Regions from separate parts of the Mus musculus genome. Here all the other regions are linked to region 1. The links are chromatin loops, found by intact Hi-C in ENCODE. Cell type or tissue: heart. All regions are shown on one strand. Region 1 overlaps Fcmr (Fc fragment of IgM receptor). Region 2 holds the start of Dyrk3 (dual-specificity tyrosine-(Y)-phosphorylation regulated kinase 3). Region 3 holds the start of Eif2d (eukaryotic translation initiation factor 2D). Region 4 overlaps Mapkapk2 (MAP kinase-activated protein kinase 2).

Region 1 (8,000 bases):
AACCAAAGGAGTGTCATTAGCTCTGGCTGGGATTTCCATTGCAGGAAATGAAGGAGCAGGGGCAGAGTTGCTGAGCTCCCAACCGCAAAGGTGCTGAGCTCCATCAAGTGGGCCAGCCCTGGGGCTTTTCAGGGTACAGTCTCACTCTAAATAACTGGAAACCACTTCATTCTATGTGGGCAGGACACACTTTGCATAGGGTTTAAGACTGAAATCATAGGGCCGAGCAGTGTGAAGGAGGTCCTCCTGTAGAAGGCTCCCCTTGGGGATAAAGGGATATGACTTGTTCTGGAAATATGCATCTTCTCCGGCAACCAGTTAGAGGCAGGGTGAATCATTTCTTGTACCTCTGCAAGGACTCAGAGAGGCCATGACATGGGACAAGAGTGCATTCCAGCAAAGGGCGGGGTAGCGGAGGAAGACTGCAGACCATGTGGGCACGATGGCGCTTCTCTTCCCCAGTGAGACACTCCAAGACTTCCCCTTCATGGCAATTCTCAGAAGACCAGGCTACGTCAAGACTAACATGGCACAGGACTGTGATCCCCACAGAAGAATGCCACCACAGAGACTTCAATCAGTCATCTAAATGAAAGTTCTAAGAACTAGAAGGGCAGTCCTCTGAATGCAGGAAGCATCCTTTGTAAGGGACTTCTACATTTTGTATTTTACCAACAGGAGAAAGAGCAGAAGGTTGCTTCAAAAACACATCTCCCACTGAATGTCAACGTATTTGGTTTAAAAAAAAATGAAAACTTTCCCTATGAAGACTGAAATATGAAGACTGAAATAAGCCATTGAGCATACTCTGTATATTTGACACACACACACACACACACACACACACACACACACACACACACAGACACACACTTATTGAGAGAATGAGACAGGGTTAGCTTTCAGCAGGAGGCAGTCCAGAAGAGGGTCTTGTGAGCGAAGACTGGTTATGTCTGTGTTTGGAGGGCAGGTGTGGGGGGCACATTCAAACAGCTGGAGGTGACTACAGGGCTAGGTAGCATTCTTCCCTTTTTATATGATCATTTAAACAATATATTGCCAGCCAGGCATGACATGACTTCACGGCAGCTAATGGGAGGCAAGTACTAGTGAGATATGAGAATGCAGGGTCACGATCCTAAGGAAGCCATCATCTCTGTGTGTAGAAATAAGAACTTGGTTCTGGTGGTTGAGTACTAACCATGGACCAGGAAAGCTGCCTGGAGTTGTTGGAACAAAATGTCCCTGGATGACCTCATGGATTAATCCTCTTCTTCCTGTCCCTCTGGTTTGAACCCTGAGGGTTTGGGGGTCTGTTGTATTTAATTAATTTACACTAATTAACACACGCACATTTGATGCCCTTATTAACACGTTTTCTGACTACAAAGCCCAAATGTTTTAGACTTTGGGAATGCTTAAAGTTTGTTCCCTTAATTTGGGGGAACAAAATGATACCTGCTATGTTGAATGTCTGCATCTCTGCCCAGGCACTTTAAATAACGCGGCTCTCTCTCTCTCTCTCTCTCTCTCTCTCTCTCTCTCTCTCTCTCTCTCTCTCTCTCTGTCTCTCTCTCTCTCTCTGTCTCTCTCTCTCTCTCTGTCTCTCTCTCTCTCTCTCTCTCTCTCTCTGTCTCTCTCTCTCTCTCTCTCTCTCTCTCTGAGATGTCTGAAATACCTCTCTCACAGAGGTAAAACTATCTGAGTAGCTTCCACCCCATCTAGCTTTCTAGAAACCTAGCGTCCTTTTTACACCTTAGTCGCTGCAGGGGTACCTTCCCTACTAGACTAAAGACATCCAACATTCATTTATCCGAAAAGAAATGCTTGCCAGGTAACTAAGATAACCACAGATTTTGCAGCGCCAGCCTTCGAGGGCTTCAATTTAGGGACTGGATACAACCGGTTGGGGGGGGAAGAGCCTGGCTGAACGGGCCGGGGTGGGCGGAGCTTACCTGCGGAGAAGCGGGGGACGCTGAGGCTGGGGCGTTGAGGAGCGGAGCCTCCGCTGGACCTATGAGACAGAAGAAAGCGGTGAGGACCCGGGTTTCCCACGCCTGGTCACCACCTGTCCCCGGTTTCCGGCTGGCCCCAGTCTCCACGCCTCGCTAGTGTGTGCGCTCACCCAAGCTGTCTGGTCCCCGTGCGCGCCGGGGGCAGGCGCTGTAGACGTTGTTCTGCGAGCGCGGCCTCTGCGAGGCATCCCGGCGCTGTGTGGGGAACGGGCGGGAAGCCCCCCGGCCTCGCCTCCTCATCGCTAGTCGGCCCGCACGTCTGGAGGAGGCTTCAGGAGGTCACCAAGAAAAGAGAAGGGCATGGCATCAGACACCAGTGGCCACCTGCCTCTTTTCTCCCAGACTGAAGGCTATACACCTCTAGGATGCCTGGCAATGTTGTAGCCTGGACTTAGACGCCCAGGGTACAGAGCACAGGAGCAAGGGCAAACTATTTTTAGACTCCATTTCTCATCCCGGTTACCTGGGCATCCGAGCTAGATCTGAATGCTCTGGGCTCTTGTACTTCAGGTCTCCCAACCACAGCCCAGATCCTCAAGTGGCTCACCTCTCCTCCTTTGAATGGCTCTTTTTACCACCAGTCCCAAAAGAACCAGCAAGAGAAAGCCCAGGAAGGTCGGAATCAGGATGTGAAATTCTGGGATGGGGATGTGAAGCCCTCGGTCTTCTCTCCCATAGTGTGGGCCATGGTGGCGTGTCCTTGGCCGTGGGAAAAAGGAGAGAGACAGAGAACTTAGACAAGGAAAGGAAACTTAAAGACTCACCCTTCAGTGGCCACCTTTCTTTAGGTGATTTCGAGTTGACCCATTGTTAACAGAATTTCCTCCATCATCCCCAAAGAGATTTGTTTATGGGGTCAGGAGTCTTTGGTTCAAATTTAAGTTCCTCATTTTACTGGTTTTGTGCTCTTGAGCGAGTTTTAATTTCCCTGAGTCTTATTTTGTTATAAATGGGTATCAGAAATGGACTTTGGACTTTCACAAAACTGTTCTGACCAAAATCATAGGGGGTGGGAAGAATTGAAGACAGCCAGTCCATCGCAGGGTCTGATATGGCTTCTATTCCCACAGTTAGAAACCTTGGCATAGGCAGACCTGTATTAACCACACTTGGACATTGTGTGTCTTTATCACAGTTGACATGAAAGAAACATTTATTACGTGGATTTCTGAGATGGAAACTAAGAGTCCTAGTTTCATTGAAGCCACATAGATTTTATTGCCCCAGTTCCCTCACAGGATCCAAATGATAGCCTTTTTTCTCTTTTGTATTTGCTCAGGCAAATTGCTTGTGGGGTTTCACACACATTTGCTTTAATGCTGCCCCCTAGTGGTTCATTGAGGTCCGATATTTAGAACCAAGCTAAGCAATAGTAACATTTGTCACAAAGTGTTAGCAGCATTAAGAAGGAAAGAAAAAAAAAGTAAGAGTAATTTTAATGCTAATTGATTAGTAAATACTTTTAATTACTTTAAATTAATTAAACCCTTTTTCTCATTTAGTTATACATTACAACAGGCCTGAATGAATCTGTATGATAGAAAGACCTGAGTCTTTCTATAAGATCAGAACTAGGGAGTTGCAAAGAATACTACATGTGGGAAAACTCTGCTAACTAAGGTCAAAGTCCATCATGACTGGATAGCCTCTGGGCCTGGTGTAATATAAGAGACTCCCTTCATTAGTGGGGTTTCAAGGAGAAACCCCACTGACCTTACCTGGGGAATTCTAAACCCACACGTTTCTACCTGAGGAATGTCACGAAGCCTCAATGAGATTGCAGAATCAATTTTCTTTCTCCCGATAAATCTCGTTCAGCCAGAACCTGAGATTCCTAAAATGCTTCCCCATGCTAGTGAGGTATCCAGGTAAGCCCCCAGCCAATGACCTTTGCCTATTTTGGATTTTTCTACTTTCAGTCCCTCAAAACTTTATAAGCCTTGAATCACCCTAAATAAAGTTGATCTGCCTCCTGATAGCTGGTTCCAGTGTGGCTAGTCACTGTATGTACTCACAGGGCTTCCAAATCCCCTCCCATCTCGATGCCTCTGCTTCCACTGCCCTTGTGGACAGAATTGGCTGATGTCCACAAGGGCAGGGAGACCCACAACAACAAAGCATATTCTTTGATGATAAGACTAATGCATTTATACAGAACACTCAAAAGCAGAGCATTTCTCAGAGGGTTTCTGGAGACAAAGCTGAGAAGGATATAGGATGACTTCAGGGCTCTTAGTACACAGGCACTAAACATAGAAGCCCTTCTTACCTTTGCTCATGAAGTCTGGTGTGGTGGCTGTAGCTGGCCTCTAGGGGCCTGATTGCTTGCTGAGTGGAAGTCTTTGAGGCTGTGGTTGCTGGCAGGAGCGCTGGGGACTTGGTAGCTGACACAGAAAATGCTCTGTAAACTCTGGGATGTTGGGTTACTGAAGTGATGCTGGAGGGCTGGTGAACCGGAGGGGCCTCAGTCTTTGGAGTTGGCGTGGTAACTTCAAGAGGGAAGGGAAAGCTTACATCAGTGGGAGATATGCTGTGCTCTCCAGTCTCCAGGAGAAGTGGGTCTCCTCTTCCACCCACAATCACTTCTCCCCTTTTGCCCATACACACCACCTGTTTTTGTAGTCCTTGTGGCCACAAATGCCTTTATAGTGCTCTAACTACACAAAAAACTTTCATGCATGCATGCATACATACTTTAAATATTTTCTCCAGGATGCCTTCCCTGACCTCACAGGCTTACTGTCTTCTGGACATGGGGAGTACCTTGCTCTTCTGTGCTCATATATTCTTCCCAATTTCATCCCAGTCAGTCACACTCATGGATCTATGATCTGCCCAGTTACACTGTTTCTTTTGACCCCAGCAAGGCCTCCTAGTGCAGCAATGTTCAATTAACGTACCTAACTCACCAGTATATGTTAAGATGCATGGGAATGTTAGTAGATAATCATCTTTTAATTGCTAAATAGAGTTGTTAAAACCACTAATTACCAGCAGGTAGAAGACACCCCTGCAGGTAGCAGGAAACATACTGACCTCCAGTTGGCAAACGTCTGCCCAGTCTTGGTTTCTAGTCATTCAAATAGGACCTGGGGTTTGTGAATTGGGCACTTTGTTACTTGTATGCCACCTAGTGGTGGTATGTGACTCCTCCAACTAGGGCCTGGCCTCTTAGCTGTCAGATGAAGGTCCTTCCCAAGGAAAAAGCATGGGAAAGTCCCTTCAGCTTTGCTAACTGCCTTATGAATTGAACAAAACAAGTCTCCCTCTTCTCGCGCTCTTGACTTGATGAGCTCACCTTTGGCTATGACTCCAGAAGAGCTGGGATGTTCACTCCCGTGGAGCCAGGGCATCTGGTGCTGCAGAAATCTGTGCAACCATCTTGGCCGCTCAGAGGTCCATTCATCTTCCCAGAATGGTTCTGGGTATTCTATTGGAGGCAAGAGGGATTCGTTGGTGATCATCAGGGAAGAGATAAGACTGGAGGGTCCAGTAAGAGCTGACTCAGCCAAGGCCATGAGGAGATGAGAATAGTCCACAGAAACAACAAGAAAGGAACGGGTATAGAGTCTCCCTGAATGCTGGCCTTTCCCACCAGCATATCCAGCGCTCCCTATAAAGCCATTGGACTGTTGGGGGTTATACATTGCTGAAGCAGTCATGCACATGTTAGGATGTCATGGAAAAGTCAGAGTTAAGAAGAAATGTAGGACCCCACCGTATAGTAACACATTTGGCTCGATCATTGTTTCTTAGTCTTATCCACCCAAGACATAATAATCACACACATAATAATTACATAGGACATGCATGGTTCCTCTGATGGTTTCCTCATCCTCAAAACCTCCTCTGTCTAAGGTCTACCTCTCCATTCATGCCCTGGGTAGAATGGGCAACATACAACATCTATCTTACTCCTTTCATCTCCTGTGGCTAGAAGGTTCTAGGCTGTGGTGTCGGTCAACTGTGAAGTTAAGCTGTGTTGTTCTGTGTTAATACTGGGATGGCTAATATGGCAATAGTATGGGATGGTTACAGTTAGATGCTGGTCTCAGTTTTCTAAACACCTACCATTATGGACATTCAGGGTGATTTTCTGGGTCTTGCCTTTGTCTGTCTTCATGCCCACACCACAGGCATAGATTCCATCGTCATTTTCCGTCAGCTGTGTCATCTCCACTAGGAATAGCTTCTTATCCAAGCATGGCGTCAGGGTGACTCGCCTTTCATATTCCTTCTTGACAAAGGTGTTGGACACCACAGTGGAGCATATCCCAGGTTTGGCCATCTGCCGACACAGATACATCCTTACGTGTAGTTGAGGGAGTGGGCATTCGATGATAATGGATCCACCCCACTCTACATTCAGCTGTACTTCTGGGAGGACTCTCAGGGCCCCAGACACTGCGAAGAGAAGAAACTAATGCAGAAGAAGCCCCATTCTCAGATGTGTCTCTACTTCATCCATACCTCCCCCTCACACTTCTCTCCAAACCTATTGCCGACCCCAGACCACCCCCAAATTAACCCCCAGATCTAGCCATGCCCTGTCACCAGCCCAGCCTCAGCCCTACAGAGTTTTCTTCTGATTTATGCCCAGATCCTTCATTCTCATTCAGGCTTACTCTGTGCCCACCCCATGTCCTTAGCCTCAGCCTCATAATTAAACCCGAGCCTGTAAGGACCTAGACACAACTACAATGCCTACTCCAAAGAGAAATGAGATGCCAGGAATGACCCCCCCCCCCAGTGGCACATAACCCCCTGAGGGACTAAAGTCTGAGGGTGAGAAAGGTGACCCATTCTTACAGCAAATTGTCCTTCTGGGTTCTTCTTTTCTCAATTCTGTTCATCTATCCACTCCTCCTTTCAACTCTACTAAACCATTCAACAAATATACATTTGATACCTTTCCTGGGTGCTCCTCTCTCATACAGTAAGTCATGTTGTAAATTATACCAACAGACAGCTACTCCAGTACAATGTAATAGATGTCTTGAGAGAGATAGCTCAGGGCTCCCTGACAACAGCAAGCAGGGACACCTGACTCAGGCCACTGAGGGGATGGTGTCCTGGGAGGATGGCTTTTGAGAGAAGTGGTGTCCAACGCTGTACCCTGAAAGAATGGGCATGGAGGGTGCCTGAGAAGGTGATGCTTGTCACTAGGGTGGAGAACTCATGGAAGGGCAATCAGGGTGTGCCTGAGTGTGAGTATACATGCATGGGTGTGAACATACATATGCCTAGGAGAGAAATAGGACAAGGAGGAGTGGAGGTTGTGGGTCACAAGTTCCTGACATTAAAAAGCAAGAAAAGGGAAGTGTAGCGTAACCCAACCCACTATAGCAGAGGGTAAAGCCACAGATGGCAATCTAAGTGGGTCCCAGCAAGTGCCTCCATATACCGAGAAGAGGGTTGTCTTAGTTGCTTTTCTATTGCTGTGACAAAACACCAGGACCAAGGCAACTTATAAAGGAGAGCATTTAATTTGGGGCTCATGGTTTCAGAGGGTTAGAGTTCATGACCACTGTAGGGAGAGGCATGGCAGCAGGCAGGCAGGTGTGGTGTTGAAGCAGTAGCTAAGAGCTTATATCTTGATCCACAAGTGTGTGTGTGTGTGTGTGTGTGTGTGTGTGTGTGTGTGTGTGTGTGTGTGTGTGTGTGAGAGAGAGAGATAGAGAGAGAGAGAGAGAGAGATGAAGTGATGTGTAGTTTTGAAATCTCAAAACCCACTCCCAGTGATACACCTACTCTAACAAGGCAATCTCCCCTAATCCTTCCCAAGCAATTCCACCAAGTTAGAGCCAAGCATTCAAACATATGAATGAATGGGGGCCGTTCTCATTCAAACCATCACAAGGGTGTGTGCTTATAGTGTAAAGCATGTGTGTGTTTAGCTGGGCCTGGAGAGCTAAGGTGGAGATGAAAAAGGCCTTTCAGGTAACAAGAACAGATTGCACCGAGGTAAGGACGTGAGAGAATGTG
Region 2 (8,000 bases), 260 kb before region 1:
ATCCACCTGCTCTTGACAGGCATGGTGGCGCATGCCTTTAATTCCATAGCAACTCTTACAAAGTAAAACACTTAATTGGGGATTCTTGTAATTATAAAAAGATAAAGAGATATAAGAATATATTCTATGGGAGTGTGATGAGGTGTGGGAAAAGGGGATGTCTCAGCAGGCCTATGCCAAGGCGTCCCTTCCTCCTGAGGGACCAGCCACATGAAGGTATAGTATACAATAGAGTTTATTCAGGGCATGGGGAAGAGTGTTTAGAGGGTAGTAGTGGCAGAGGGAGGGCGGAGAGAGAGAGAGAGCGAGTGAGAGAGAGAGAGAGAGAGAGAGAGAGAGAAGTATACTGTATAGTAGAGGCCAGTCATGACCATGTGGAGAGAGTGGGGAAGGGAATGGGGAGAGATGGGGAGCAAGGGAGCAAGAGGCATGAGAGAGGCAAGAGTAAGAGAAGGAGGAGGGAGCAAGCAACACCTTTTATAGTGGGCCAGGCCTACATGGCTGTTGCCAGGTAACTGGTGTGGAGTTTAGTCAGAATGCTAACAGTGCTTGCTTACAGATCCGAGGTTTAGACGATTATCATCATGGCAGGAAGCATGGTGGAATTCAGGCAGACATAGTTCTGGAGAGGTAGCTGAGAGTTCTACATCTGGAGCCACCAACAGCAGAAAGAGACAATGAGTCACTAGGCCTGGCTTGAGCTTCTGAAACCTTGAAACCCACTCCAACTCCACCCCCCACCCCTGTGACATATTTCCTCCAATAAGGCCACTATGAGTCTATAGGGGCCATTCAAACCACCACAGATAGAGCACCCTGCTCTGCTACCTATGATAGCATTGGTGGTTATACAACTGTATGAAGCTGATACAACTCACAGAACTGTGACCTGTAGTGAACTTAGGGGCTTGGGATATACTTTAGTGGCAAGAGCATGCTTAGTGTTTAAAAGGCTCTGGAATGAATTCCACGAACTACAAAAAGAAGAAGAAAAAGAATAGTTAACTTTATTGCATATAAATCAAATCTTTAAAAGAAAACCACTGTAGGACACAGTGACCCATTCCTGTAATCTCCCAAGAAAGATTGTCTAAATTAGACCAGCCCTGTCTACAAAGTGAGACCCTGTCCCAATAGATATTAAATTAAAATGAATGACATTGGCTGGAGAGATGACAAGGTAGTTAAGAGCACTAGCTGCTCTTGGAGAGGACCCACATTCAACTCACCAACCATCTGTAACTTTAGTTTTCGGGAATCCAATGCCTTCCTCTGGCCTCTGTGGGCACCAGGCATTTGGTGCACATACATACATGTAGGCAAACACACACACAAACATACATAGAAAACCCCGAACTTCTTAAAATAAAGGGTTAATTCAAAGACTGTTGAAACACAGCAGAGAGCTCTGAAGTGACATCTCAGTCAGGTGAGATGCCCTCACAGGACCCCCAAGGACTGCAAGGGCAATGCCCTCAGATGTTGCCCTCAGCAGCCTCAGAAGCACAAAGTAGAGAAAGACTTTGAAGAGATTTGCATGCATGGCTTTGTTTACTATAAAAGCAAATAAGACTCACAGAACTACAACTTTGAATTGTATTATTAAAATATGATCAATTTGCACCAAAAGTACAAAGACAGTAGAAAATTTGAAATCAAACAAAACTTTAGATTCCCCAAACCTCTATAAAAAAAGGAAACATTTAAAAAAAATGAAATATTCACCTGCTAACAAAAACTATCTTTCATTTGAAAAGGAAGTGTGATTCAGAGGACAGAAACCTCAGAACCCAGAGAACAGCCAAAAATAATCATTCACAACCTTCAGCAGTCATCAGGGAGCTGGCCCTGCTGGGGTTCATGTAAACTGTGATCAGGAGTAAGTGTGTGCATCCAGTTCCTCCTCGTAGGGAGAGTCTTCAGGAGTTATACTATGCCTGTTCTCATTCTAGATGTCGGGCTTTTCAAGTCAAGAACTGTACTCAGGGGTAGAAAGATGGCTCAGCTGCTAAAAGCACTTTCCACACAAGCAAGCCTTACAATCTGAGTTCAATGCTCAGAACCCAAGGTGGAAAGGTGGAAAGAAAGAACTGAATTCCAATAGTTATCTTCTGGTGTTCACACTGATGCTCAGATATGCCCACATTCATAGACACAGACACACACACAGACACACACATACAGACACACACACATACCACACATATCACACACACCACACACAAACACATACCACACATATCACACACACCACACACACAAACATATACACTACAAACACACCACACGCATAAACACACATACCATACACACACAAACATACACATCACACACCACATACTACACACCACACACACTCACACATACCACACACCACACACACTCACACATACCACACACCACACACTCACACATACCACACACACACCACACACAGAGACATATACAGACACACATACCACACACACATTACACACACAAACATACATACCACACACAAACACACCACACACATAAACACACCACACACACAAAAACACATACCACACACATATACATACCACACACAAACACACCACACACACATAAACATACATACCACACACACAAAAACACACACACCACACACATTTTACAACCTTTAGGGCTGTAGATATCACACACACACACACACACACACACACACACACACACACACACATAAACTTTTGGGACAGGGGTTTGGGACTGGTAAAGACAACCTTAAGGGCTTAGGAGACACAAGACCAGGCTGACAAAGCTGGAAATATCAAGACTCACTCACTCACCAGTGAGTCTCTCAGGTTCTAAATGAATGACTTCTTTTAAACGTGCATTTCAGTTCTGTGATGCATGTATCATTGTATATGCATGTATCATGGTATATTCCACTACAGAGAAATTCATAGCAACACACTGATTTCAAACGGAAGCCAACCCCCCACTAGCTGCTTTATCAAAAAATTACAGCTGAGTTATTACAGGGGAATGTTTGTGTCCCTCCTGAAGGTGCTGTGGTCAAGTTCTGAATGCCCACTTGGTTCCTTTGCTTTCTGTACTGGAGATCTAAACCGGAGCCTCTTGCATGCTACACAGACATTGGTCTACTGAGCAATACTCCAGGTCCCTGTGTCTTTTCCTTATGATTTTGGGATAATTGCATTTAAAACACATATTGCAAGCTCTTTAGTTTTCCTGTTCACTAGAACTGGCTTCTAAAGACAGGCAGACATCTCAGGTGACTTGGCTAGTATGTGGTAGGATTCTTATTTTATATTTTCAGAAAGATAATGCTGATTTCCAACCACTCTTCATTTATTTAAAATCCGTTAATTTATTATTCAGTGACTTCATACACTATATCTTTGGAAAAAATTTTTGATTTATCTTATTCTTTTGAGCATATGTCGGTGCAGCACATGTGTGCCTGGTACTCTCAGATGTCCGATCCTCTTCCAGAGCTGCTAGTGCTCATGACCACTGAGCCATCTCTCCAGCCCCTATCCAATATATCCGATCACATCCAACCAAAGTCCCTCCCTCCTACTCCTCACTTCCTCAAAACTTTGTCCTTCCACCAGCATGTTCCCCCACCTTTTTTTACTTACTTTAATGTAACATTTATCAAATATATTTTGCATAGATTTCCATAGGTTGCACATATGTAAGCATATGGAACACTTTATACAGAGAAATCGTATTTTCTTTGTATTTCAATATCTGTTGAAGTACACTTAAATGAGTCTTTTCAAGAGCCGGAGGGTACAGGGCAATTGCTTAATGAGGGTGTGGTCGTTGTTACAAAACAGGGGTTCTTTGAAGAAATACTGAAAAGTACTTAGGTCACCAAGGTCAGATACTCAGGAGGTCCAGCACCCTCAAGGAGTTCTCCCTCCCTTACTAGGGAAATAACCTACTAAAGACAAAGGCAGCCTCTGTATCTACTCCCCTAACCCGCTGGAGGCAAGTAGAACAGGAAGGCTTTAGCTTGGCTCTAGAAGATGCGCCTTAAAGACAGAAGGGAAGACTTGCAGTGATTCGAAATGAGGTAATTAAACATGTCCAGGCAAGTCCCAACCAACCCTTCCGGTAGTAGTCTGGGGTGTTCACCTCTTAGAAGTCCTGAGAGCAGGATCAGTTAGTAGAATTTTGTAATCTTGGAGCGGGGGAGGTGCCTTTGTTGCCATGGAACTCTGTCTACAAACAAGAGTCAAAGAGCCCAATTTAAAAACAAAAACCCTAGGAAAGTAAGATTGCACTGGTTGTGGATGAAAGAGAGACAGAAAACTTCTAAAAGATCATCATTGAAGAAAACATTTTTACTTATATCACAGGCTAAGTCAACACTGAACAGATGAAAATAAAGTGTCCCAAATGGACAGATTCTTAGCTGCAAATAGAGTGTGGATCTTCTGAGAACAGGGACTGTGACTTTTACGAACCCCAAAAGGAGCCTCGGTTGGACATTTGAAGATTCGTGGAATTATGCTCTATGAAATAATTTCCAGTGTGCACCAGGTGGCGTGCGCCACCGATGCGTGGAAGAACCTTTGGTTTTTGTTTTGTTTTGTTCTCATAGATCCAATGGGCTCATCCTATGTGTATGAGTTTATGCCTGTGCACCACATACGTGCCTGCTACTCTCAGATGTCAGAAGAGGGCATTAAACACCCCGGGACTAGAGTTATGGATGGTTGTGAACTGCCACGACCGTGTTGGGAATCAAATCCGCTCTTGCAGAGGAGTTTTGCAGCCTTAGGAAATCTGATGGGCACCAAGCTCAACACAACCGCCACTTCTGTGGCTTAACAGCCTTTCTTTTCACTTCCATTTTAACTGTCGAAATAGACTTAACATGGACGGTACTTCTCAGAAAGAGTGAGGTACGCTTTCACATATTAAAGATGCGCAGAGCTCTCCAAGCGGTCTGCTGAGCAGGCAGGCTGTGCTGCTGATACTCCCATGTTTGGTTTCACGGCTAGGTGAATACGAAGAAGCGTAGGTTCCAAGCCAGTTTCCTCTTTTGCAAAAAGAACTGCGAGCACACCACCCAGGAACAGCACGCCCCTCGCTCCGCCTCCTCCCCGCTCCCTCCAAGGCGGCGTTGCGCAGGCGCGGCAGGGCGTGCGCGGTTGCTAAGCGACGCGGCCGCTCCCGCGTGGTCTCCCTGCGGACCGCGCGAGCCCAGTGCCCAGCCTCGTCTTGTAGCGAAGCCAGCAGGTGCGGTGCTGGAGGCGACCCACCGGGCCAACCGCCGCCTCTGTGTCCGCGGGGCGAGCTCGCGATGGGAGGCGCAGCCCGCGATCGCGGGAGGAAGGACGCGGCGCTGCCGGGGGCCGGGCTCCCGCCGCAGCAGCGGAGGTAACGGCGCCCGGGTAGGAGCGGGAGGACTCCTTGCGGGTCTGGGCTGCCTGTCCATCAGCGCGGTGAGCGGGAAGGGCGGGGGAGGGCGGGCGGGACGGCGCGGCCTCCGGAGAGCTGGGTCTGGGACCTGCGCGCAAGACCTGCGCCCTGTTGCTCCGAGAGTCTGCCCAGCCCGCCCTGGCCCTGGGGTGGAGCAGCAGAGACCCGGGACCTTGTTCCCCATGTGCCGCTTTTGGGGGGGGGTCCCTTTCCCCCTCCGCATCGGGCCCTGGCTAAAGGAACCCAATCCGCTCGTTCGCGTCTGGCTGTTACTCTGCAGATGCGGTGCTGGTGTGTTTCATCGTGCAGTATGGCAGAGGCCGGACCTGTCTAGAAAATTGCCTGTTATCAAAACATTGTCTGAACCTCAATATATTTTTTAGAAGATATTTTAATTTCTTGTGGGATGTTTTTAAAGCCCTCCTTTATTCCTTTAACACTTGTGTTAAACTCTATAAGTATTTTTTTTTAATAAGACAGATCTCAAAAGTGACTGAAAAGATATTTTTTTTAAAGACAATGAAAAATGTTACCTAGTCATGGTTGTGTTAGTAGTATATAATCTGAGATGGTAACATGAACCGGTGACCAGAGTGACCCGCAAATCCGTAGTCTTGGGAGCAGATAAAATGCATTATTCAAGGCCATCTTGTGGCTTTAGTAAATCCTGCCCATTGTTTGTGTGCCTTCACTGTGGAGGACCCACAGTGTAAAGACAGAACCATTCTGTAGTCCTTTAGCATTTTAAATATCTCCATATGCCAGGAAATGAAGTGGGAACAGAAGAGAGATTTGGTACATCGTGTAACTTAAAGCAAAGCATCGGGTGGGTTCCTGTTGGCTGCCTTTTTTCACTAGTTAGCTTAGCTGTAAATGGGTGCATAAAATAATGAAGAGAAGACAGCTGTTCTGCTAGTCTTCTCTTCTTGTAGTCTGAGAGTGTAGACGTCCTTTTCTTCCCATTTACCTGTGAGGCTGTTCAGAGGGGGAAGGTAGCACAGCCAGGGGCTGAAACTAGAATAGAGGTGTTAGACTTGCATTCTAAAACAAACCTCTATGTTATGTTTATTTCTTTCTGCTTTTAGGTTTCTTATTCAGTTCAAGTTAATTGGTAGTCCCTCATTTTTTGAACAGCATTCGATTACTTATTATTTGTTAGTTAGAGACAGGGTCTCTTTATTATGTAGCTTTGGCTGTCCTGGAAGTCACTCTGTAGACCAAGCTGGCCTCAAACTCAGCAGAGATCCACCTGCCTCTGCCTCCTGAGAGAGGGATTAAAGGAGTGTGTCACCACACCAGTCTGTTGTAACTAATGTAAAATTGAATCCAGAGATTTTTTTTTTCCATTCTTTACAAAGAAAAAGGAAACAGATGTGTTGGTGCAGAGGTGGAGGCAGGTGGATCAGTTTGCGTTCGAGGCCAGTCTGCTCTACACAGCAAGTTCCAGAACAGCCAGGACTATGTAAGAAACCCTGTCTCAAAAAAACAAAAAAAAAATTACAGGGAAGAGAAAGGTTAGAGTCCTTCTCTCCCACTGCCGACTGCCCGGCTTGTTTTTGTGCAGTGTCAGAAAGGGTAAGAAGCGCTTAAATCCTGGGGTGTTTTGAAAATGCAAGCTCATTTTGTTTAGTTACTGACCGGTTTTATCTGTAACCGTTTCTCCTAGGTTGGGGGATGGTGTCTATGATACTTTCATGATGATAGATGAAACCAAGGGCCCACCCTATTCGGACACATTCAGCAACCCCTCTGAAGCACCTGTCTCCAGAAGGCTAAATGTAAGTAGGAAAGGAAAGAAAGTTGCTTGGGGGAAGAGGAAGTGCTCCTTAATGCTCTTGGCAACGCGGGAGTTCCATTTGTTATTTGTGGGTTGGCTGCTTTTGTTTTGAGGTTTTTGGTTGGGGAGTGTGTGTGGTTCTTTTGCTTTTTGAAAGATTATTGTTTTGACACAGAGTTGCTTAGTGTGTGTAGTCCTGGCTGACCTGGAACTCTGTGTAGACCAGGCTGGATTCAAAGTCAGAGGTGTACCTGCCTCTGTCTCCAGAGTACTGGGATTAAATGGGTATATTACCATACTCATATTACCATGCTTGGTTTGCTTTTGATTTCTCCTGACTTGGGGAAAACAGTTTCTGTGGTTTGAGGTCGGCTTTTTTTGGAACAGTTTGGATTTGAAGTCCACCCTTTCCTTATTCCTTCTGCTGGGGTAGGCATGGCACTTGGGGTCGCGGAAGGAACTCTTGTTTAAGCGGTGTTTCTTTTTTATGGTAGGTGACATACATAGAGCATGACAAAGGCTTCTTTTAACAGAAGTAACAAGGAAAATAGTGTCAGAATTCACAATCAGCTCAGTTTTTCCCGTTTAGTCCTGGCAGATCAGTATATGAAAGACAGTTTAAAAAAAAAAAAAAACCCAAAAAACAAAAGAACAAAACTTCATAAATTAAGTTGAAACAGTAAGCCTGGGTTTCTCTGTGTTGCCCTGGCTGTCCTGGAACCCGCTCTGTAGGGGTCAAAGGCGTGCACCACCGGGGGCCACTCGTCCAGCTTGGGCTTTGGTACATTCTGATCCTTTATGA
Region 3 (8,000 bases), 280 kb before region 1:
GCTGAAACAATCCATTTCAGGGCTCCTTGTCTGGTTAAGGTCACCTTTCTCAAACAATAAATGTCTTTCTCAAAAGCAGTAGGCCTACATTTTTTGGGTTTTGAGGGGTTTTTTGTTTTTGTTTTTGTTTTTGCAGGGGGTGGGGAGTGGCTAAGGGGAGGGGAAGGTTGAGATAGGGTCTCATTACATTGTTCAGGCTGACCTGACCTGAAACTTGAGAACTGCTGGTGTGAAATTCCTCAGTGCTAGGACTGTAGGCATAGCATATACATTGTGCTAGCCAGAATGTGTGTTCCATAATGAGAATCCTGAGACATGGTACTTGGACAGCATGAAGTAATCTGTTATCATCTGCTGTCTGATAACTGATCTGGACTCGGAAGCACTTGCCTCAGGACCAAATGAAGTGTATATAATGGACATAGCACTATATGGACATCACCACAGCACAAGGCAGGGAAAACCATTCCTAAGCCTAGGGCAATTGGGCAATTGTCGGGACAATTCCAGGCCTAGAAGATAACCAAGTTGCCTCTAGATTCTTGTCTGGACAAATAAAACTGTATTTCCCCCCACAATTGGCAAGCAGATGGCAGTCTGGAGTCCACAAGTAGCAGGAGGATGCACCTGGACACATCCTTGCACTTCTGAATCTCTGGTTCATTTTCTCTCCATCCATGCTCCCCACCCCCACCCCACCTCATCCTCTGTAAACAGAAGGAGCAATGCACTCACCACAAGTGGTCCTGATAAGTGTGGAGCACAGAGACACCTTTTCCCTTCAGGCCTGAAGCCAGCATCTGAGCTGTGGACATGGCGGCCACTCCAATTGCAACGGGCGCTCTAGGGAGGAAGGCAGGAATAAGGGTCAGGCAGAAATGTCTGTACAATGACTCTTGGTTTCTCTTTTAAAAGGAGCAGAGAAAGCTGGGGACCCGTTCAGTTCAGAGGGGGATCAGTTTCCCTCATAGCAAGCATGAGGCCCTGGTATAAAAAAGCAGCAGCAGGGCTGGTGAGATGGCTCAGTGGGTAAGAGCACCCGACTGCTCTTCTGAAGGTCCAGAGTTCAAATCCCAGCAACCACATGGTGGCTCACAACCATCCGTAACAAGATCTGACTCCCTCTTCTGGTGTCAGCTACAGCTACAGTGTACTTACATATAATAATAAATAAATCTTAAAAAAAAAAAAAAAAGCAGCAGCAGCTGGGCATGGTAACATACGCCCTTAATCCCAGCACTCGGGAGGCAGAGGCAGGCGGATTTCTGAGTTAGAGGCCAGCCTGGTCTACAAAGTGAGTTCCAGGACAGCCAGGGCTATACAGAGAAACCCTGTCTTGGAAAAAAAAAAAAAGACACTAAAAAGAAACAGCTAGCTGTCTCTTGTGAGGCTATGTCGGGGCCTAGCAAACACAGAAGTGGATGCTCAGAGTCAGCTATTGGATGGATCACAGAGCCCACGTATATACCACTTCCATTTGATAATAGACTGCTGCTGTGCGCGTCCCACTTTATGACTTGCAGGGTCTGATAGTACCCAGCTCATGATGGGTAGTTCAGGTCGCATAGTAACTTGGTGTCCTATTGTCAAACGTTCAGTTTCCACTAAGGCCCAATAGCAGGCCAAGAGCTGTTTTTCAAAGGGAGAATAGTTGTCTGCAGATGATGGTAGAGCTTTGCTCCAAAATCCCAAAGGTCTTTTCTGTGATTCACCTACAGGGGCCTGCCAGAGGCTCCAAACAGCATCTCTATCAGCCACAGACACCTCAAGTACCATTGGGTCTGCTGGGTCATATGGTCCAAGTGGTAGAGCAGCCTGCACAGCAGCCTGGACCTGTTGAAGGGCCTTCTCCTGTTCCAGGCCCCACACAAAGCTAGCAGCTTTCGGAGTCACTTGGTAAATAGGCCTAAGTAACACACCCAAGTGAGGGATGTGTTGTCTCCAGAATCCAAATAGACCCACTAAACGTTGTGCTTCTTTCTTGGTTGTAGGAGGGGCCAGGTGCAATAACTTATCTTTCACCTTAGAAGGAATATCTCTGCATGCCCCACACCACTGGACTCCTAAGAATTTCACTGAGGTAGATGGTCCTTGAATTTTGGTTGGATTTATTTCCCATCCTCTGATACGCATATGTGTTACCAATGAGTCCAAAGTGGTTGCTACTTCCTGCTCATTTGGTCCAATCAGCATAATGTCATCAATATAGTGCACCAATGTGATATTTTGTGGAAGATCCAAACGATCAAGATCCCTTCTAACTAAATTATGACACAGGGCAGGAGAGTTAATATATCCTTGAGGCAAAACTGTGAAGGTATACTGTTGGCCTTGCCAACTGAAAGCAAATTGCTTCTGGTGGTCCTTATGGACAGGTACTGAGAAGAAGGCATTTGCCAGATCAATAGCCGCATACCAGGTGCCAGGAGATGTGTTAAAGGACCCAAGGAGCTAAAGGGGTCTGCAACCCTATACGTGGAACAACAATATGAACTAACCAGTACTCCCAAGAGCTCGTGTCTCTAGCTGCATATGTATCAGAAGATGGCCTAGGCGGCCATCATTGGAAAGAGAGGCCCATTGGTCTTACAAACTTTATATGCCTCAGTACAGGGGAACGCCAGGGCCAAGAAGTGGGAGTGGGTGGGTGGGTGGGGGGAAGGGTATGGGGGACTTTTGGGATAGCATTGGAAATGTAAATGAAGAAAATACCTAATTAAAAGAAAGAAAGAAAGAAAGAAAGAAAGAAAGAAAGGAAGAAGAGAAGAGAAGAGAAGAGAAGAGAAGAGAAGAGAAAAGAAAAGAAAAGAAAAGAAAAGAAAAGAAAAGAGCTAAGCACACTGTGGTACTGTATGTAGTAGACTGGACCCTTGAATGGAAAAAGTACTCACAACAAAACAAAACAACAACCAAACCAAGAAAGGCTTGTGTATGTTCCAGCATTGTCCCAGTTTAGGACAGGAAAATACTCCTTAGCTGTGGTAACTACGATGGGTCCCTGCAGAATGCTGGAAATCCTGGTGTGTACCCAACTGCACTCTCTCTTACAATCTTCTATAAATCTAAAGTTATCTCTAAAGTAAGCTTTAAACATTCAGCAGCAGCAAACATCTTATGCTTATAAGATTTGTAGCCTCTCCAGAGGTTTGTGCCAGCCACTAAGGGCCCACTATCTGCTCCAGAGAAACTATTTTTTCTTTCAGTTCTTGGTCTATGTGCTTTGGAAGTGGTCATTTTCCTCCCTTTTACCTCTTTTCACCACACACACACACACACACACACACATCCCACACAAAAGTCTGACACAGTACCTGTTCCCCACCAAGGCAATGGCACAGAGGTCGCCTTGCTGTACTTGAGGAAGACCAGTAGGGGGCACCACTACCCCTGGCAGCATCAAATCTGTTGCAAATAGAATTTAATGTCATTTTCATTTTTAACTTTATCATACATGTGTCAAAGAAACATGTATCAATTACATTATTCATGGTGAACATGGCAACTTGAGAATCAACCCTCCATTTCAGGTCTCACAAATGAGAGACCAAGTTCTACGTGCTAAAGTTCCTGAATGATTTAAAGTCCAGCACGGGGCAGATCACAAACTGAGAATCAGAGATGTCCAGGAAACTCAGAAACATTGGAAGAATAACACAAAGACATACACACCAGAAGTGGATACAGTTTTACATAAAAACACAAGAAATGAGTAGCCTTATAAGGTGGCAGATAATTACTGAAGAGATTTCAAGCAATAACTGGAATATAGAAAAGTTCTCTTACCTGCTCCCCCGACCAGTTTTTCCAATACCAGAGGCCATGTTATAAAAGTTGGTAGAATATCCGGATAGGCCCACAGTGTGTACACTGTACCAAGAGACCCAGGAAATACTTATTAACAAACACTCTCTGCTGGAGATCTAGAAATGCCAAGCACTGTGCTCACTTTAACTAGAATTCAGAAAGAAAAATAAAACATGTCGGGCAGTGGTGGGGCACACCTTTAATCCCAGCACTTGGGAGGCAGAGGCAGGCGGATTTCTCAGTTTGAGGCCAGCCTGGTCTACAGAGTGAGTTCCAGGACAGCCAAGACTACACAGAGAAACCCTGTCTTAAAAAAAGAGAGAGAGAGAGACTCTAACTAGGAAAACCCACTATGAAGCAGCTCAGGGGAAGTGTGTGACTGACACAGCTTAGTCCTGAGCGTACATTTTCTCCACTGTGTTAAGAAAAAGCCTTTTACAGATGGTTTACGCCATATTTTCTTTACATGCTCTAAAATTCCACCTTTGGCAACACTTCAGCACTCTTCCCAATACCCCCAGCTCCTTTCTCTCAGAACTTTGCACTGCCATTTTTCCATGTGTTTTGGGTTTTTTTTGGGGGGGGGGCCGGGGGTTTCGTTTGTTTCTTATCCCTCTTACGGTGAAAAGGTCAATTCTGGAAACACTAGGTCCCAGAAGATCCTTAGGAATAGTATTGGGAAATTCTGTGTTTATTTCATTTGAAAAGGTATGTTTATGGGGGAAAACAAAAACAAATATCACACCAAATCAACAGAGAATAACGTGTTTCACCAGGGCTGCAGTCTGGGCATTTCATCTGGTTACCATACCTGTTGGATACAAATTTTTCTCCAGTTCAAATAGGATGGGGTTACCACCACTCGTGTACACAGTCACCGAATCCCCTTTGTGAACATACAACTTCACAACATTTAGCTCTTCCTTTCCAGGTATCAATTCAGAGATCTGATCTGTTCCCAGGGCAGGGAAAGCAGCTGTCACATCGGCCCGGAGCTTTCTCCTGCAGAAAGCACACCAGCACGATGCACATTAATAAATACAGACATTCAGAATGACTATACAAATCATAAAGACTGAAGAAAGACTGCCTGGTTCGTGATGCCCCCTTCTCAGCTTTTCCAAATCCTATTATCTGTCTTATTCATTATTCTCAAGACCTCCTGGGCATATTATTCCATCGGAACACCTATTTTCACTAAGCAACCAAAGTTAGTCTTTAGAAAGTCATTGGAAACACAGATGACCTCACATGCTGTCCCCACTCCTGTCTTAGACTGGTTGGCAATCTGTCAACCTCTCATTAAAAGGCTACTATGGCACCAAGAATGATACCTAAAGAAAGCTGGCTCCAAAATCCCTGCGGAGCTATCCGTGTCTACGACACTGACTTAAAAAGGAGAGTTAACATCTCTCCTTACCACAGCTTTCTTAGGCTCTGCCACCTCAGGGCACGGACCTCTCCGACACCAGTCTCTCCGGCCAGGAATAATCGTTTAGGCGTTTCCCCCCCCCCCCCTATACTTTTAGTTTTGGTACACCATCTGAGTTCTCCCATGGACTCTAAACTCCATGGAGGACTTATATTCCCTCATTTTACATCTCCCACAAAACCTAGCTTGAGCCCAGTACACGCTAACTCAACTTTATTGTCCAAAAGACCAGCTGGAAGATAAAAAGAGACACCCCCACACCTTATCCTCAAAAATGTTTCTAACACCCCTGCTTGGCTCCCTGGGGTCTCTATGTGCAGCCCTACAAGTGTAGGAGCCTCGCTAGGCTAAGCAAAAGTATTCTCTCCCTCACCTGTCCGAGCCCTTGATGGCTGTGTTGGACTTGACCCGAAAGGCCTTAGCGAACATGTCTGCTGGAGTAGCTCAGGAAAGACAAGAAGAGCACAGACGCCAGGGGCGGTCAACAAAACGAAGGAGTGGCGGCTCCCGGACCCTCAACCCTGGAGGCAGCCATGCTGAGACTCGGCGCCAAAAAACAGCCTGCTAGGAACCCGGCCCTAGCCCTGATGCTGGCCCGGAACTGACGCAGCGCCAGGTGGGGAGGGGCGGGACAGACTCCGGAACTTCCGCTCCCGCTCTTCCACTTGGAACCGGGTGTACCTAGGAGCCTGCGGGTCTGTAGTTAGGGACGCCAGTTGTGCAAACAACGTCTTAGTTCTATTCTTTCTGCTCCATCCGCTTTAGATACGGCGTTGAGAAGAAACTGCCTGATTGCAGTCTATTCGACATGCGTCAAGTCCACAAAATGAACTGAGTTCATATTTTATTTTTTGAATTCATATATTATTAAACTTGCAGGTTTCATTGAATGCTGGTTCGCCCTCTTTTTAAAAATGCTTTTAAATGCTTAAAGGCTTTTATTTATCCATATCTTTATATGGTATTACAAACTAAAGGCTTCAGCTAGGATTTTTTTTTTTTTCCTCCTTGACGTTTAATTTGCACGCTGTAATAATAGCAGCAACAAGGAATACACTCCACCCTGGATTCGGTTTTGCCCAGGCTACTAGTAACAAAGTTCAATAACAAAGATGGGGCTTCCCTCAGAGAAACAACTGTGTACTCTACGGACAAGGATTTAAACTTAGGTTTAAATTAAACTTAAACCTAGGTTGCTTATGTTCTATTAAACTAGCGTTTGCATATCAGCTCTTCGGAGCAGAGTGCCCTTTCACTAACCGTAACCATTATCATAGTCGTCGTCATCATCATCATCATCCTAGTTGCTAAACTAATTTCACATTGATTGTCCAAAGTGCCTGGCAATCTCTACCTGTCATATACTAGGGCCTAGTTGCTAGCCTCAACTTCTACACCTCTGAGCCTCCAGACTTTTATTAGAAGCACCTCACCCCAAACCAAAGGCAGAGGAGCCTAGAGGAAAGCATTACCTGCAGACTCCTGTTCCTTGGACTGCTATGAAGTCACATTTAGGATATGTACCACCGAGTGTTTGTGGTCTGGAGAACTGAAGAAAATTTTAGGGGAATACTAGACATTTCAAACTGGGGAAACTATTGTAGATCCGAAGATGTCGATTGCCTTCCTAGAAATTAATGGCCAATAAGTAGGAGCCAAGATTCAGAGACATAGGCACTGCCACACCCAGTCTCTCCTAATCAAGAGCATAAATCCATACATGCTGGTTAGTTCTTTTGTGGAATTGACAAAAGCTAGAGTCATCTGAGGAGTGGGAGCCTCAGTGGAGACAATGCCTCCGTGGGAGACTGAGCTGTAGGCAAGTCTGTAGGGCATTTTGACTAAGGATTGGTGTAGAAAGGTCTAGCCCATTGTGGGTGGTGCCATCCCTGGGCAGGTGGTCCTAAGTTGTGTTAGAAAGCCAGCTGATCAAGCCAGTATGCAGCAGTTCCCCTATGGTTTCTGCTGCATTTCCTACCCTAACCTCCCTCAGTGTTGGACCTCTTACTGGAATGTATAAGCCAAATAAGCCCTTACCTCCTGGCTTAGGGTTTCTATTCCTGCACAAAAAGCATGACCAAGAAGCAAGTTGGGGAGGAAAGGGTTTATTCATCTTATACTTCCACATTGCTGTTTATCATCAAAGGAAGTCAGGACTGGAAGTCAAGCAGGTCAGGAAGCAGGAAATGACACAGAAGCCATGGAGGGATGTTACTGGCTTGCTTCCCCTGGCTTGCTCAGCAGACTCTCTTATAGAACCCAAGACTACCAGCCCAGGGATGGCACCACCCACAAGTGGCCCTCCCACCTTGATCACTCATTGAGAAAATAACTTATAGCTGGATCTCATGGAGGCATTTCCTCAAGGGAGGCTCCTTTCTCTGTGATAACTACAGCTGTGTCAAGTTGACACAAAACTAGCCAGTACACCTCCCCAAAGGTGATTTTAGTCAGTGTTTTATTGCAGGAACACAAAGTAACTAATTCATCCCACATTTTCTGCCTGCATCATGAGTTGCCTTCTGCCTATGAGGACTCTCATGCTGGAGAGCTGGCTGAAAACAAGCCAGCAACCAGCATCCCTTAACAACTCCAGTGTTCCTCAAAGGGTTCTCAGATTATCATCTCCTCTTGGCCAAAATTTCAGAATTGCAGAGCAAGGTGAAGGAAAACTCTGTGTGTGTGTGTGTGTGGTGTGTGTGTGTATGTGTGTGTGTGTGTGTGTGTGTGTGGTGTGTGTGTGTGTGTGTGTGTTATCTAGAGC
Region 4 (8,000 bases), 180 kb before region 1:
CAGGTTGGTGTCTGAGCTTTCAGACCTCCAGCTCGGGTTTTCTCTCTCGTCTGCAGAGGCGTCAGAGATCATGAAGAGCATCGGCGAGGCCATCCAGTACCTGCACTCGATCAACATTGCTCACCGGGATGTCAAGGTGACACCTGCTTATATAAACCCCATGCTCCCTGACTGCCTGGTCTGTCAGCGTAGGATGGGTCTGCAGCCCAGTCTGTGGCTTGTGGGGCTTGGGACAGGGGACCACAAACTTGGTAGTGAAGCTCAGTTTGGTTGCACTCAGCCTGTGGCTGCTCGTCAGCACCTCACCGTCCCACACATGGATTTCTGAGTCAACAGGAGTCCCCATGGCTCCACGCGGCAGTCTCTGTAGCAGGGAGCCGATGCCTTCACGCTGCCCGCTGCAGAGGGGCTGGATGGATGCAGTGGTTGAGCGGATGAACGGAAGGCACAGTCCTTCCCACTTGGGTTCCTCAGCATTTCCACAGGGATCTTATCCACTCATGTCTCTCTCCACAGCCTGAGAACCTCTTATATACTTCCAAAAGGCCCAATGCCATTTTGAAACTCACTGATTTTGGCTTTGCCAAGGAAACCACCAGTCACAACTCTTTGACCACTCCGTGTTATACACCATACTATGTGGGTGAGTTCAGGGGAGGCCCAAGGACTGAGTCTTTGCCTCGTTTTGCTCATCTCAGGAGACCATAGACCTAGGCATGCTGGGTCTTTATGTCCCTAGATGTACTAGATCTGACAGGGCCCCGCCATGAGTGGGCTGCCAGAGTTAAGCTGTGATTGAGTGCTATGAAAATGCTCTGCTGGGCTGAGGGCAGCACTTGGGATCTGTGTACTCTTCCTAAGGAGAGCCAGGGTTTCTCCGTGGAGTCTGGGATTCAGATTTTGCTCTAAAGTCCCAGCTGACTCCACGAATACACTCCCAGGACATGTTCCTGAAGCTAAGTGGGTGCCACATGTTTGTAGGTTCTCAGCGGCTCAGCAGTGATTGCACCCTAAGCTTGTAGCTGCAGAGTCCCTTCTGGGAGAGGGTCCTCTTCTTTCCCCGGCCCCCACTGTTGCCTCTCTTTCTTTATGAAGGGATGAAGGACTCTGAGGCAGGGGAGGTCTCAGCATTCAAAGAGCCAGGACAACCCACAGTGATCTTTGCTTTGCAGCTCCGGAAGTCCTGGGCCCGGAGAAGTATGACAAGTCCTGTGACATGTGGTCCTTGGGTGTCATCATGTATATTTTGTAAGTGGGCTGGTGTGTGGTGTGGGATGGCTGCTAGGCTGCAGTGCGTCAGGGAGCTGGGGACGCTTTACCACTGCAGGACAAGAGGAGGCTTTAGCATTTCCCCTTCGGATGGGGGCTCCCTGGGAATTCTGAGTTCCTGCTTCACTTGATGCTTGGTGGGTTCTGGTTGCTAAGTGGTGGTAGAAACTAGCTAATGGGCTAGCCGTCTAGGTGACATCCTTGGCACTTAGACTCCTGGGTCCTGCAGTCCCGATTTCTCTGGGACTATAACAAGCAGAGTCTGTTTCTTACCTGATTAGTGGTGCAGGGTTTCTAAATAACACCCGCTTTGCCCTTCTCTTCCTTAGGCTGTGTGGGTATCCCCCCTTCTATTCCAATCACGGCCTTGCCATCTCTCCGGGCATGAAGACTCGTATTCGAATGGGCCAGTATGAATTTCCTAACCCGGAGTGGTCAGAAGTATCAGAAGAAGGTAGGAACCGGCCTTCGGGGACAGGGGAAAGAGTGAGTGTGTGCGAGCGTACGCACGTGTAGGTATCAGTCTTTTTCACATGTGTGCTGGAACTGGGGACTTGGACCTGTTCCTATGCCTTCTAGGTGTGTTCTGCCTGTGGGAAGTGCCTGAGGCATGGTCAGAGCCATGTGTATGTGCAGGGCTTGTCCAGCATGCTGGTCCTTGGAGCCATTGCTCCTTGGGTATCTATCTTCATTCAGTCTCCTTTGAGCCTGATTCATGCAGGAGAGTGCAGGGAAAACTATAGATCCTGAGCTGTCCTTGTCCCCTGAGCTGTCTCGATCCCTGAGCTGTCTGTCTCAGTCCCCTGAACTGCCCTGTCCCTTGACCTGCTGTGTCCTCTGCCTCACCCCATAGTGAAGATGCTTATCCGGAATCTGCTAAAAACAGAGCCCACCCAGAGAATGACCATCACAGAATTCATGAACCACCCCTGGATCATGGTAAGCTTTGCAGGCTGGGGAGACCTGGGCGCAAGGGACTGTTGCTCAGTATGCTCGACTGTCACTTGATCCCACTTCTCTCTCCTCAGCAATCTACGAAGGTCCCTCAGACTCCACTGCACACCAGCCGTGTCCTGAAGGAGGACAAGGAACGATGGGAGGATGTCAAGGTGAGGGACCACTGAGGAAGAGAGCTGGGAAGGCAGTTCACAGGAAGTCCCCAGCAGGAGTGCTGGCCTGGCAGGAACAGTTTGGATCTGTGTTCTTCATCCCAGTGTTTCCATAGCAACCAAAAGGTGACTGGGAGCCATTGCCTTCACTGGCTTGTGGCAAAGGTTCTGGCCAGACTGCCGTCTGTTTCCTATGAGCCTTCCTCTCCCTGGGGCTCTCTAGTGGTCCTGAAATGGCATCAGGTGCTATCCCCTCAGTTTTCAGATGAGGGCATTAAAGCCCCAGACAGGGCTTTACTGGAGCAGGGCCTACAGGATGGCTGGCCCAGGACTCTTTCCCCTTTTGTGAGCTTGTCAGAGGGCTCCTGGGAGAATAGCTACACAGTGGCCAGTGCTGGAGGATGATGCCGTCTGTCGGCAGTGTGGACCCACAACTGACATGCATCACTGTACCCTTTTTTTGCCTTGTCTGTCTGTCCCTCACTGCCTGTGTCTCTCCTCTGCCCTCTTTCCCTGCTCCCAGGAGGAGATGACCAGTGCCTTGGCCACGATGCGTGTTGACTATGAGCAGATCAAGATAAAGAAGATAGAAGACGCATCCAACCCTCTGCTTCTCAAGAGGCGGAAGAAAGCTCGTGCTGTGGAGGATGCGGCTCTCGCCCACTGAGCCGCTCTGTCTCCCACCCACTGGAGGACAAGCAATAACTCTACATGAATATATTTTTTAGACAAAGAGACACAAGTTGCCCAATGCTGCCTCCTGTTCTCTTGGGCTGCGTGGCGCCCAGAAATGCCTCCGGCTTTATTCTGCCCTTGGCTCTGGCTCCCCCGAGGTGGGGGCTGGAGGATGTGTGAGGGGCAAGGTGCTCCTGAGCCCGTTGCTCCTTTGCATTTTATCTGTAATTTGGCGTAGAGTTTTTATGGAACCTGTCTTCTTGTCCTTTTCCCCACTCCTCACTCCTTCCCCAGGTCCTTTCCCATCTACAAAGGCTGAGGCTTATCCACAGGTGTTGTGGAAGTTGTTATAGGGAAAGTCCCTAGGTTGCCCTATCTGTCTCCTCTGGCCTCCCACTGTAACGTGGGGTCCTCACTGGCTCTAGAATCTGGGAGTTCCAGGGAGAAGGCAGCAGAGTGGCAGTAGGTGGCCCTTGCCTCCCGCTGAAGCCCTTAGACATCACCAGTGTGCACAACAGAGCAGCACATGTGTGTGCATGTGTGTGTATGCCTGGATCCATGCCAGCGACTGGGCATTGGAGGGTCTAGGGAAGGCGGGGCTACAGGGACTCCTGCTTGAACTGAGCCTGCCTAAATGCCTAGGTAGCTTGTCTAGATCCAGAGCCAGGTAATTGTGGCCTCTGTGTTAGCTGGGCAGGGGAGGCAGTGAGGGGTTGGGGGGCACTGACAGCCATCAGGAGGACTGGGTCCCCTCAGGACCCCTTTCCCTGCTGGTCCCAGATCCCTGAGGCACTGATCTACTGAGTAGCCTCTGCTTGCCCTTCTTGCCACGATTAACCCACTCTTGTCGAGTTCTCTGAAATTTTTAGCCATTTCTCAATGGGCTGTCCACTCCCACGGTGAGCCTGGGAAGGTTCTATGCCTGGAAAGGCAGTTGCATTTCATGCATCTCCCCTGATCTCTGGGGTACCTGCCAACCTCCCTTCGACAAGGGCAGGACCACGTGTGGTCTTCCTGGATTTCCACCATGTGGTCTGGTGGATGGGACAGTCTTCGCACCAAAGATGTCTTGACTCTGTCCCTGCCCACTAGCCACCTTACCCTCTAACTACTCAACCTGGGTGGGGGCTCCCCAGGATTGAGGAGGAGCAGGCGGGGAAGAGTCTTTGTGCCATGGTCCCCCATGCCCCTCCTGCTGGAGGAGGGGTGTCTCCCTCAGGGGTTGGTGGAGGAGGGGCTCTTGGGCATCCCTGGGCCTGGGGCAGGGCCCAGATGTCTGCAGCTCCTCCCATGTCTTTGATGGTGTGTTCAACACTCAGACTGTTGTAAACTCTCGTTTTGTATGAGCAAAATTGTCTTTACTAAACAAATTTAATAGTTGAAAGTTTTTCATTCTTTTTCTTCCTGAGGCTTGGGCCCTTGACCGTTTACTTGTGTTCTCCCAGCCTGTGTGTGGAGAGTGTTTCCTGTGACGGGTGGCAGAGCCCTGTGCCCCGAGAAGGGAGAAGAGAGCCTCCTGGCTACATCAGCATGGGAATAGCCCCTCGTAGACGAGGGCTTGTGTCAATAAGCACGTCTCCTTTGGAGCCAGGAAAACAGGGTGGCGTATTATCTTAGAGTCCAGAAGGGGGCAGTACAGGCCAGGCAGAAACAAAAGTGCTTTGAGTGAGCTAGTCTCCTCAGAAAGCCTGTGATAGCTGAATCTCCCTGGCAGAGCCTAGAGCAGGAGCTGATTTGCTGACGCTGCCACTTCTGTCCCCAGGCAGGGGAGAAAGGCAGGGCAGCGTGGCTAGTTTCCAACCCAGAGCAGGAAGCACTGTGCCTACAACCTCACAGCTGTCCATTCAGACTAGAGCGCAGGACCAGGGGGCCTGGAGCACTCTGGCTTCTACCAGCCACCCACCCTAGTTATCAGGGATCCTCTCTCTGCTACTCAACCTGAGAACGGTCCCCTACCTGGAGCACTGTCGAATCACCCAGCGAGCACTCTTGCTTGTAAAGAACCCATTGTCTGCACTTACAAGGGAGTCAGAGCGATGGGTCCAGGGTGGGGGAGCAGTTGGGGCTGGTAGAAAGGAAGTTGTCAGAAGCTGCCGTCTAAGTGAGAAGCTTGAGAAGGTCCTTGTAGCTGTGACGTTACTTGCTGGTTACGTGGGAAAGAAGCCTGGTAGAGCCTCACTATCTCTGCAGGGCCACATCCTATTTTGCCAGCATTCCTTGGCCTGGGCCCCCGTCTCTCTTTGAAGCCAGCCATTCTGTCTCCCCTATTCTTGTTCTGGGACCACTCTTACACGGCCTGGAGGATTTCCTTGAGGACCAGTATGATGAGACTGGGCCAGCCTGGTAGCCCATGGCTCTTGCTCCCGATCGCAAACTCCTACTGCGGACAATGATATATGTACATACTGTTCCAGCAACAGAGTGCGTCCTTTGGGAACCAGTGTTCTGACACAGAGAACTGCCTTCCAGCTTCCTCATCTCAGAGCACCAGTATTAATCACCCCTGTATTTTGCTTCCTTTTCTCAGTCCAGCTTACAAGGTCTAGTACTGGCTTCCAAGGAAGATGACTGAAAAAAGGCTGAAGGGCTGGCCACGCCTCTGTCCCCCCCCCCAACTCCATCCACCCCTATGGGCTTCTGTCTCTAACTTGGGGGTGGTAAACATTTTCTTTTTGCTGTCATTTCCACGTGACAGCATTAGTGTAGGCACATCTACACAGACGGCCGTGGATACTGAAGAGGGTGTCTGATCCCCTGGATGCTGGAGTTACCGGGGACTTTGAACCACTTGGTGTGGGTGCTCTGGAATAGCAGGAGCTATTCCAGTCTGTCAGCTCCCATGACTGCTTGGTAGCCCTTCTTTCTCTAACCCAGCTAGCTTCTACTGAGCTGACTTGAACGGCATTGGGTGTGAGGTTGGGGTTGAATGGTCTGGGGATACTTGAAGAGGATGTCAAGGGGAATTCTTGACACCCTTGGGTGCTCACTGAGTGAAGTACTGGTGCTGGGTTGATCCCAGCGTAAGTCCTCTGAGGTATTGCTCCACTTTTCCTTTATCTATAAAGAGGTTCAGGCACAGGATGCACTTTGTCCAAGGCCACACAGCTGATTGGGTGTCTGTAGGTTTGATTTCCTGCATCTACTGTTAGGGCTTCTTCAGAGTGCACAGGAAGCCCCCTGGGTATAAGGGAAACACACTGGATTCTGTCCCTGTGAGGATAGACTAGTCCCTGTGGGTGTGGTGGGAGGTTCAGGAGACCACAGATTTAATGTCTTTTGTAGTACGCTGCCAGGGTAGCTTGGTATAAACATAGCTTCTCCTTCTAGGGACTGCTCCCCCAAGCAGGGGCCAGGGTCTAGGGTTGGCCTGTGTCTTGCTCCTCTGGTCTCTGCTGAGGGTTAAGTCTACCATCGGGTTAATTTAAGCAACTAGGGTTTTCTTTTGGCTGGGTTGGAGACAGGAAGACAGAGGGCTCTGAATGACGAGAGAGCAAGCAGGTATGTAAGCCCGAATGGGTAAGTTGTAGGTGGAGAGTTTGCGAAGTAGGAAGGAGGTTAGGGAAAGTGGCCACACCAGTGTGAACGTAGACAAACCACTGGGTCCTGTTATGTGTGGGGTTGCATCTGGGGAGCAGCCTCTGCCTCTACCCTGGAGGACACAGCCCTTCCTGGATCTGCCTCGACAAGGCATCTGGCTGTTGTGGGTGGGAGACCTGACTGAGTTTGGGAACAGCTGTTCTTTAGAAAGGACATGAGGCTTCAGCTCCAGGGGCCGGCCTATTACTGTCATTCTCCTTCCCCCATCCCCCACTCCCTGCACTGAGTCAGGCCAACGTGGGAAGCTTTCCCCGCTATACCACTGCGTTTACTTTGCAGGCACTGCACTGTCTGTGCCTAGGGGGATGGGAGTGTGAAGCCAGCGTGCCTTGTGGTAGCTGTGCAGAGCCAAGTGTGTTCAGCTCTCACGTGTGGACCCCTAGAAACAAACTGTTGCTGTCAGGGCTATGCAGTCCACTTCTCCGTGCTCTCCTTCCCCAGCCTTTTCCGAGTGAGACGATGAGTGAGTAGCAGGAAGCTGACGCTGGCCTTCCAGCTTGGAAGGCCGGGCGTGGGGATGGACAGTTTTCTAGTTTGAAAGTCAAGTGTCATTTCTTTTGCTTCAAGCCACATGCTTACCAGTGGTGTGGTGAAGACTTTTCAGCCACCAGCGAGCCAAGATGCCACCTTTGGTCCCCCTTGTGGCCAATACCTGGTGTGTGTCAGCCCAGGGGCTTGGTGTAGAGGAATTGGCAGTGGGTCCAGTCCCTGTGACAGTGGAGTCTGAGGGAAGACCATGCTGCCTTCAGAGAAGCAGCTGCTAACAGCCCCGGGAGAGCTTCCTTATATAGTCCTGGGGTTAACCATCATAGGGTGCTCTGGCCAAAATGAGGGAGGCTCTTTCTCTTTCCCTTGAGGGCAGGCACAATCCTCTTGTTCTGTTTGTTTTTGTTTTGTTTTGTCCTTGTTTTCCACAACTGCTGTTCGTGGCACAGTTTTGTTTAATGGTTGGCCCTGTGGACTCTGCCCACTGACGACTGGCTTGCCCCTTTCATTGGGGGAGGCTCTAGCATTTCCTCTCTTACCCTTCTTCAGCCTGGACTCTTCATTCTTAAAAGTGTTTGCTCTCCCCAACCAAAAATTGGGAACATAGTCTTAGTAGGGATTTCCCCATTAGTTTTTCAGTTCATTAATGATAATAATAATAATAAAAAATCTGGAGTGTGTGCCTTCATCTGAGGTCACTTTTAGTTAGACGTTTTATGAATCACTAGAAAAAGCTGGCTTTGCATGAAACTGAGCCATTTTTAGAAGGTTTGGGGAGAGTGTCCTCTGAGGGTTTCCTTAACTACCATGCCTTGTGAAAGGCCACGGCTCTCTGCTGTTCCACATCCCCTAACGTGGAAATCC

Evidence for each region. Hi-C counts contacts between places; a loop is a spot of excess contacts. Peaks named below come from ENCODE experiments on the same cell type or tissue, not always from the same donor. Only the 100,000 strongest peaks of a DNase experiment are listed, where the experiment ranks them.
Region 2: it touches region 1 in a loop (2.9-fold over the local background); 5 of 42 quality-filtered maps call a loop at or near these places.
Region 3: a loop joins it to region 1, with 4 times the contacts of the local background. A loop is called at or near these places in 5 of 42 quality-filtered maps.
Region 4: it touches region 1 in a loop (7-fold over the local background); 39 of 42 quality-filtered maps call a loop at or near these places.

What each region holds. Positions count from the first base shown.
Region 1 is chr1:130,872,467-130,880,466 of GRCm38, reverse strand. Fcmr (Fc fragment of IgM receptor) reads right to left here. Exons shown (of 8, transcript NM_026976.3): 2 at 6,087-6,419; 3 at 5,314-5,445; 4 at 4,285-4,504; 5 at 2,563-2,714; 6 at 2,126-2,284; 7 at 1,956-2,014. Among named protein-coding and RNA genes, the nearest start is that of Fcmr, 11 kb to the right of the region's middle. In heart, CTCF peaks have their summits at 3,350 (motif pointing left) and 5,157 (motif pointing left); no DNase peak of the experiment used is centred here; H3K4me3 peaks cover 1,019 bases; H3K27ac peaks cover 521 bases; H3K27me3 peaks cover 2,898 bases.
Region 2 is chr1:131,135,459-131,143,458 of GRCm38, reverse strand. Dyrk3 (dual-specificity tyrosine-(Y)-phosphorylation regulated kinase 3) reads left to right here and starts at 5,225. Exons shown (of 3, transcript NM_145508.2): 1 at 5,225-5,379; 2 at 7,088-7,199. The coding sequence starts at 5,303. In heart, a CTCF peak has its summit at 4,545 (motif pointing right); a DNase peak (open chromatin) is centred at 5,128; H3K4me3 peaks cover 2,005 bases; H3K27ac peaks cover 1,992 bases.
Region 3 is chr1:131,151,035-131,159,034 of GRCm38, reverse strand. It overlaps Eif2d (eukaryotic translation initiation factor 2D), which reads right to left and starts at 5,828. Exons shown (of 15, transcript NM_001136070.1): 1 at 5,610-5,828; 2 at 4,616-4,806; 3 at 3,784-3,867; 4 at 3,312-3,402; 5 at 736-843. The coding sequence starts at 5,665. In heart, a CTCF peak has its summit at 3,370 (motif pointing right); a DNase peak (open chromatin) is centred at 5,794; H3K4me3 peaks cover 1,666 bases; H3K27ac peaks cover 1,204 bases.
Region 4 is chr1:131,050,137-131,058,136 of GRCm38, reverse strand. It overlaps Mapkapk2 (MAP kinase-activated protein kinase 2), which reads left to right. Exons shown (of 10, transcript NM_008551.2): 4 at 57-136; 5 at 517-643; 6 at 1,173-1,248; 7 at 1,599-1,723; 8 at 2,123-2,208; 9 at 2,298-2,378; 10 at 2,902-4,437. The coding sequence ends at 3,045. Among named protein-coding and RNA genes, the nearest start is that of Il10, 34 kb to the right of the region's middle. In heart, a CTCF peak has its summit at 4,673 (motif pointing right); DNase peaks (open chromatin) are centred at 3,686 and 4,776; H3K27ac peaks cover 806 bases.